2 separate regions of the Homo sapiens genome follow, and region 1 is linked to region 2. A link is a contact called in ENCODE Hi-C or POLR2A ChIA-PET data. All regions are on one chromosome and are shown on one strand. The core of a region is the stretch at or near the end of the contact, and the rest is flanking DNA. Distances in the headings are between cores, read along the strand shown. Region 1 has its middle 37 kb from the start of BCAS1. Region 2 overlaps ZNF217 (zinc finger protein 217).

Region 1 (3,166 bases), core at 399-2,898, 530 kb after region 2:
CTTACCATGTGCTGTTGCTATTCTAACTGCTCTTCTTGCATTATAGCCTCAGTTTCATCCCTGAGAGACAGGTCCTATTTTCTCCATTAGCCAGGCAAGGAAACGGGCAGACAAAGCAGATTTTCTGAAGTTACACAGCTTAGAGGAGAGTGGTCCAAATCCCGTCTTCATCAGTTCCTGGCCATGTGGCTCTGGCCAACTGGCTTATTTGCTTTAAGGTTTGTTAGCTCTTCTACTAAACTGGAATAATAATGAATAATAATAACAATGATAATAGTTTCTAAATGACGAGGTCGTTGTGAGGATTAAACAAGCTATTATATTTATGGAATGCAGTGTTGCCTGCACAGTCAATACTCAAAATCTGCTAGCTATTATTTTAAAATTATGGTTATTATTACTATATTGACATGTATGTTAGGAAGCTGTTATTCTATCTCAGAGATAATGCTTTTAATATAAAATATAAATATAATTGTGTGTATATGGGATAGGTATAAATCTTAAGCTATTAATTCACTGTTATGCCTTTTTAAAGTGTGTAGATTATGTAGTCATAAGTTAATACCTATAGCTTTCATTCTTTTTCCAATGAAATAAAGCTGTTCATTAAGAGCGTCATGTGAACCAAAAATTTGGAATAAAATCATATTGAATTGTACCAGAGTAGGAACTCTCATAGAGTACTGGTGGGCATTTGAAGTTGCAAAAACCATGGAGAGGGAATAATTTGGCAAGATCTAGTAAGGAGGAGGCTGTGCATGCCTGTGACCTAGTAATTAATATCCTGGAGGGACTCACACATGTATACAAGGAGACTTGGGCAGGAATGTTGGTGGCAGAAGGATTTGAGATAGTAAAAAATGGAAACCAACTGAAGGTTCAGCAACTAGATAAAACAAATGAATTAGAGCTCTAAGTACTGGCAAGGTAATATCATAAAAGTAAAATATTGAATTAAAAGGAAATTACAGGAAAATATATGCAGAATAAAATCTGCAAACAGTATCATAAAACTGATCATGAACATATTCATATATTGCAAAAATATCATACAAGCTTGAAATAGTGAATACCAAATTCTTGAATTCAGAATGGCTGTTGTTTCTGGATAAGGAGGAACAAAGATGGGTTTGCTGAAAAGAAGGCAGTGCAATTCAACTGCATCTGGGATGTGATTTTTATGAACGTGTTGGGGCATGAATGACCAATGCCAAGATTTGACAAAGCTGGATGGTGGCTGCTTTTTTGTATGCTTGAAATGTTTCATAATTGTAAAAAAATCCCATTTTATTACTTGTTTTGCCTTCTCTCCTCTTTTTGTCTTCATCTGTTTCATAGTTTCAACAGACTTAGCACCTTATGTCTAGGTGTACGTTTTGAGGGGACAGCAATTTTTTGTGCTACAAACTTTCTGTAAGAGGTCTTGGACTTAGGGATTCCAGTTCTCAGTGTTAGACCTTGTTTTCTGCTGGGTTCAGATGAGAGGTCATACAGTGCAAGCTGGGGCCCAAGTTGAGTTAATTATTTAATAAGGCTTCCACTTAGTCTGTGTAAACTCCACGAGCTCTCCTGATGGCCAACTCATTCACACTCCTTGGCCCACAGAGGGTTCAGAAGGGCCAGGAGGTGAGACAGTTGGTGAGAACAAACGGCATCCTTCCCTGCTGTTTATCAGTGTTTCTGCTGCTTGCTCAAGTAATCAACAGCATAGGTAGGGCTTAAAGAGGAAATCCGGTGCCTGCAGAATTATGACTGACCTATTGAGGAAAGGTTCAGAGAGGCTGGGGAGTTTGTGACCTTCCGGTTAAAGTGTGACTTCAACCAAGGCAGACCAGGAGGGTGGGTGAGGCATCCAGTTCATAGATGAGATCAGTGTCAACGGGTACAAATCCAGCAGGGTGACTCCATGCGTGTGTGTGTATATGTGAATAACACAAAGCATGTCATGAAATAGATGCATTAAATCTGAAGTATGTAATGTTGTATATAATGTCTTAAAAGTTCCCAATTCAGCACACCATGAAATGTCTAACCATGACAATTAAACAATGAAATGGCTCGACAGGAAGGGCTTTTGCATTCCTTACAGAACTTACATTCCAAAAAAGCCAGGTGGAGACATAAAACAATCCTTCCTCATAGATGGTTTGTGTTGTGTTGGTTTATTTTATTTTATTCTATTTTATTTTGATAAGAACATGTAATATGAGATCTACCCTCTTAACAGACTTGTAAGTGTACAGTAGAATGTTGTTATCTATGGCACAATGTTGTACATGGGTCTCTAGGACTTACTTATCTTGCATAACTGAAATTTTATATTTGTTGATTAGCAACTCCCATTTCCTCCTCCTTCCAAACCCTGTTAACCTACATTTTATTCTTCATTTTTATGAGTTTGACTGTTTAGCTAGCTCTTATAAGTGGAAACATGCAGTGTTTGTCCTTCTGTGACTGGCTTGTTTCACTTGATGTAATGTTTTCAAGGTTTATTCATGTTATCACATATTTCAGGATTTCCTTCTTTTTAAAGGCTGAATTATATTCCGTTGTATGTGTGTGCATGTCTATGGAATATAATTATACATGTACACACATACAATGGAATATATATATATATATATATGTATATATATCACATTTACTTTATCCATTTACCCTTTGATGGATATTTAGGTTGTTTCCACATCTTGGCAATTGTGAATAACATTGCTATGAACACAGTAGTGCACATACCTCTTCAAGATCCTGAATTGAATTCTTTTGGATAAATACTCATAAGTGGGATTGCTGGATCTTATTATGAAGCAAAATTAGACAAGTGGGACTACATCAAACTAAAAATCTTCTGCACATCAAAGGAAACAATAATAGAGTGAAAGGCAACCTACAGAATGGGAGAAAATATTTGCAAATTACATATCCAATAAGAGTTAATTTCCAAATATATAACTTCTACAACTTAATACCAAAAAAGAATTACCTGATTAAGAGACGAGCTAATACTTTAATAAATATTTCTCCAAAGAAGACATACAAATAGCCAACAGGTATGTGGAAAGATATTCATCACTAATCATCAGGGAAATTCAAATAAAAGCCATGAGGTATCCACCTCACACCTGTTAGGATAGCCTTTATAAAAGAAAAAAAAAACCACTTG
Region 2 (3,624 bases), core at 29-2,528:
AGTGTTATAACATGATTTTGTTTTGTTTTTTTCTGGGTACAGCAGAGTACACTATTAAACATTCAGTTCTTCGTTTGCCTTAATCACAAGAAAGATCATTTCATAGACTGAATTGCCCGGGCAGCTTCCGGTTCTCAGTGTCTCTGAGCAGGCAGGATCTGGCAAACTGAAGGTGGACATACATACTGGCGGGAAAAATTATCTTCTTCAGAATAATTTAGAAAAATGAGCCAATTACAAACCGTCAACTTCCCAACCACCAGGGGAAAAATAAGCCGTTTAAGGTTAGGATTAAACAACTGACCACTAGAGGGCAGCAAGCACAACTTAATCTTCAACAGAAAAGAAAGTCTGGCATTGGGCAAGCACCTAGGAAAGTCTGTCAAAATTTAGCAAAGTTTTGGAAAGCAGGCTGTATTGTCCACAAACACTCATGTGGGCGAAAGAGATCTGACAAATGAAAACCTGTCCCCAAATGACAGTGTTTGGCTTTAGTTTCTGCAGGACAATAGGACAATGTGTCTCACGTGCATCAGGAGAAGTTAGAGTCCACTGGAAGGAGGACAGAACTTCAAACACACACCAGCCCTCCAAAAGACAATCAGAGGTGCTGCCGTTAAAATACCACCCCCAAAACACATGAATGTTTAAGTTTTAAATAAATGTCCCCTCACTGTAGATCATATCACTATCCACCTGTAAGACAGACACCCTTGATGATCTATATAGTGTCTAAAGAAAGAAAAAAAAATTTACTTGATCTTCTTAAGTCTTAAAAAAGCCAGGATGATAGTACAATATGATAAATCTAGACTACTAAGATAATATAAGTTTAGGAAAATCAATTCCCCAAATACAGAATGGCCAGCTTTTTTTTCTTACAATCATACCCAAACTAGCTGGGTTTATAACTGGGCGTTGTTGCAATTTCCGACTCCCAACTATGTGTCAGGATTTATGGTATGTTGCGTCATATCCAAAAAGCTATGAAATGCCTTTTCTTTAGAACAAAGGACATGACATTTCCACATCTACCTGGTTCCTGCTCTTTCAAGCATCACCTCTGACTTTACAGTTATATTTTTTAAAGGACTGTGATCTTTTTACAAATAGGCTGTTGAAATTGTCCTTGGGAGGTGGAAGACAGGGGTCAATGAACCATTTTGCAAACAGGGAAATAGTAGCAAAGAAAGGTTAAGCAACTCATAATTGGTCACAAAACAACGCAGTGGTAGAACCAGAACTCAACGCCAAGCTGGGGTGCTCCCACCCACAGCCAGGCATTCTGTCCTGCCTGATGATCTAGCCCATGTTTTCCACACCACCTACCGGTAACTGGCCTTTTCATTTCTTTCAGGGAACTGGGGCATCTCACAGGGCCCCTGCAACAGTACCGGCACTAGCAGAAACCACTTAGCTAACTGGAGTCTGTGTTTAAAGCCTCTTTTTATGATGCCATTAAGACATTAGATTTGTAGTATGCTAAGTGCTGGGTTTCCTGTGTCCCAGGAAACTCAAAAACATTCTAAAGATTTGATATACAGACTACAGTTCTCACGTCAATCACATGATCAGAAAAGGAACTGGCACTGGCTGAAGAGCAGGTGAAGGAAGAGTCCAATCAATCGTGTGGGCAAATTCATCGTGGGTCTCATACACCCAGTTTTCCGAAGAATTCAAGCACACAATCAAGTGACACTGAGAGGAGGAGGCACTTGTTTTAACCGAGGACCACTTTGACAGATGCTTCCCTAAGACCGATTCATGTTCCCATCATTCGCTTGTCAATTACGGCCTGCCCATCAGGGTCTTTTCAACTGTTTTAAGCAGCAAGATCCTCTATTCAAACAAAATACTAAACTCTGATAGGAGAAGCTCTGGCTACAGTGAGGATGGGCGCAACTCCAAACACAGGTGGAATCCTTTGCCCTAGATAACGCCCACCAGGGCTCAGGAATATTATGTGAGCATGCCTTCAGTGATCACCTTCTCTTTCTATAAATGCCACTAGTACACTGAAAATTCTGCTGAGCAAATGAGCCTTCTTAAAAATGTCTTCAGTGTGCTCACATTCCTTGTATTTTATGACAAATCATTTGGGTTCCTGAGGTACCTATAAATGGATACTAGCTTGCCAGACAGAAAGGACAAGGTTTTGGACAGCACCAAACGGCTGCCCAAATAATATTCCTGGCTCTAGTTGATCATCACTCCCAGTACCTTTTATGGCCACTAGAAATTCACTACAGAAAAAGATCAGGAACGCCAGAAAAACTTAAGTGAAGGCTAGGGTCTCTCAATGCTCAAACTATTGACATTTGGGACCAGATAATTCTTTGATGATGGGGCTGTCCTGTGCACTGTACCATGCTGAGCAGTGTCCCTGGCCTCTGCCCACTGGATGCCAGCAGGCACACCCACACACACAGTATGACAACCAAAATGCCTCCAGACATTGCCAGATACTGATTGGGAACAAAATCGCCCCAGTTAAGAAGCAGTGCATTTGGGCTGGATGCACAAGTTATTTTTTTTTTAAAGTGTGTTTTGTGAGCAAAACGATACACGTTTAAAAAATATATATATATTTTCAGAACAAGGAGACCTCTTAACTCAACCCTGTTATTACAGAAATGAGAAAATTAAGGCCCTGAGAGGTTAAATGACTTACACAGAGTGATACCAAAAAGAGCCTGGACTTGACTCTGGCTCTCCAAACCCCATTCCTGGCCAGCGTTGTCTGGAGATGGGAATAGAGAGGGGGAGACGGGGAGACAGACAGACACAGGCGGAACAGCACGGGACGGAGACAGGGCAGCTTACCCAGATGGATTCCTTCGGGAAGCCCATCCTCAGATCCGTCTTCAGAACCACCTTCCCCTCGATCCACGGCTCCATTTTCATCCAGAGGGGCGGCGAGGTCAGGAGAACACGTCCCCGGCTGCCTCCCGTCCACAGACATGGTGGGCGACTCCGCGCCGGCCCTCCGGTCCTTCTTGTGGACCCTGGAGTGCAAGACCAGCTGGTGGTAGGTTCTGAAAGCTTTGCCGCACTCGGAGCAGTGAGTGGGCTTCTCCTTGCTACTGGGTAACTTGGGATCCGCGTCCACGGAGGGCGCTTCGCCGTGGGAGTGTTTGCACTTCTCTTTCTCTTGCGAGAGGCCTGCACAACTGCCCTTATTTGTTTCTCCAAGCTCCTTCTCGGAACTCGAATCGTCGTTGTCGGTGCTCCCTTCTTGCCCCGATTCCTTCACTTCTTGGCAAATGGCAACTTTTCCTTTGGTAGCCAGCTGCCAAGCCTGGAAGGTGGTGAACGGATCGAGCTGAGGGATGCATCTGACAGGCTTCTTCCCCGTTTCAGGGTGAGATTTTGGTCTCAAGTTGAACAACTGCAGGAAGTCCTCCCTCGAGGACGGCATTCCTCCTTGTGGAGAGTCTGTCTGCGCGCTGCTGGTACCGAAAGCAGTTTTTTTGGTGTGCACCTTGCGGTGCTCAATTAGACTTTCTTTATTTGGAAATAGGAAGCCACAAACCATGCAGATTTTGTAAGGAGAGGAGATGCTCTCGGCCGCGTGCACCTGGACGACCTCGTTGATCGTTGCTGGACTACTCTCCAAGCCTTGCT

The links. Hi-C counts contacts between places; a loop is a spot of excess contacts on that map. ChIA-PET counts read pairs that join two places held with the same protein, here RNA polymerase II (POLR2A). Pooled maps may share reads with other maps.
Region 1: a loop to region 2 is called in a map of HepG2, with 2.4 times the contacts of the local background. The contact joins two enhancer-like sites. A Hi-C loop is called at or near these places in 2 of 168 maps with a recorded cell type or tissue (both HepG2) and 3 of 50 pooled maps. POLR2A ChIA-PET finds 5 or more read pairs at or near these places in 3 of 52 experiments (GM12878, Panc1 and activated CD4-positive, alpha-beta T cell).

The regions. Positions count from the first base shown.
Region 1 is chr20:54,106,168-54,109,333 of GRCh38, forward strand. No RefSeq gene overlaps it. Among named protein-coding and RNA genes, the nearest start is that of BCAS1, 37 kb to the left of the region's middle. Within about 2 kb of position 1,649, at least 2 of the 41 ENCODE cell types and tissues checked have a DNase peak (open chromatin) inside an H3K27ac peak, as active enhancers do.
Region 2 is chr20:53,578,638-53,582,261 of GRCh38, forward strand. It overlaps ZNF217 (zinc finger protein 217), which reads right to left. Exons shown (of 6, transcript NM_006526.3): 2 at 2,824-3,624. Among named protein-coding and RNA genes, the nearest start is that of ZNF217, 13 kb to the right of the region's middle. RefSeq lists enhancers at 3,203-3,624, 3,392-3,521, 3,552-3,621. Within about 2 kb of position 1,279, at least 26 of the 41 ENCODE cell types and tissues checked have a DNase peak (open chromatin) inside an H3K27ac peak, as active enhancers do.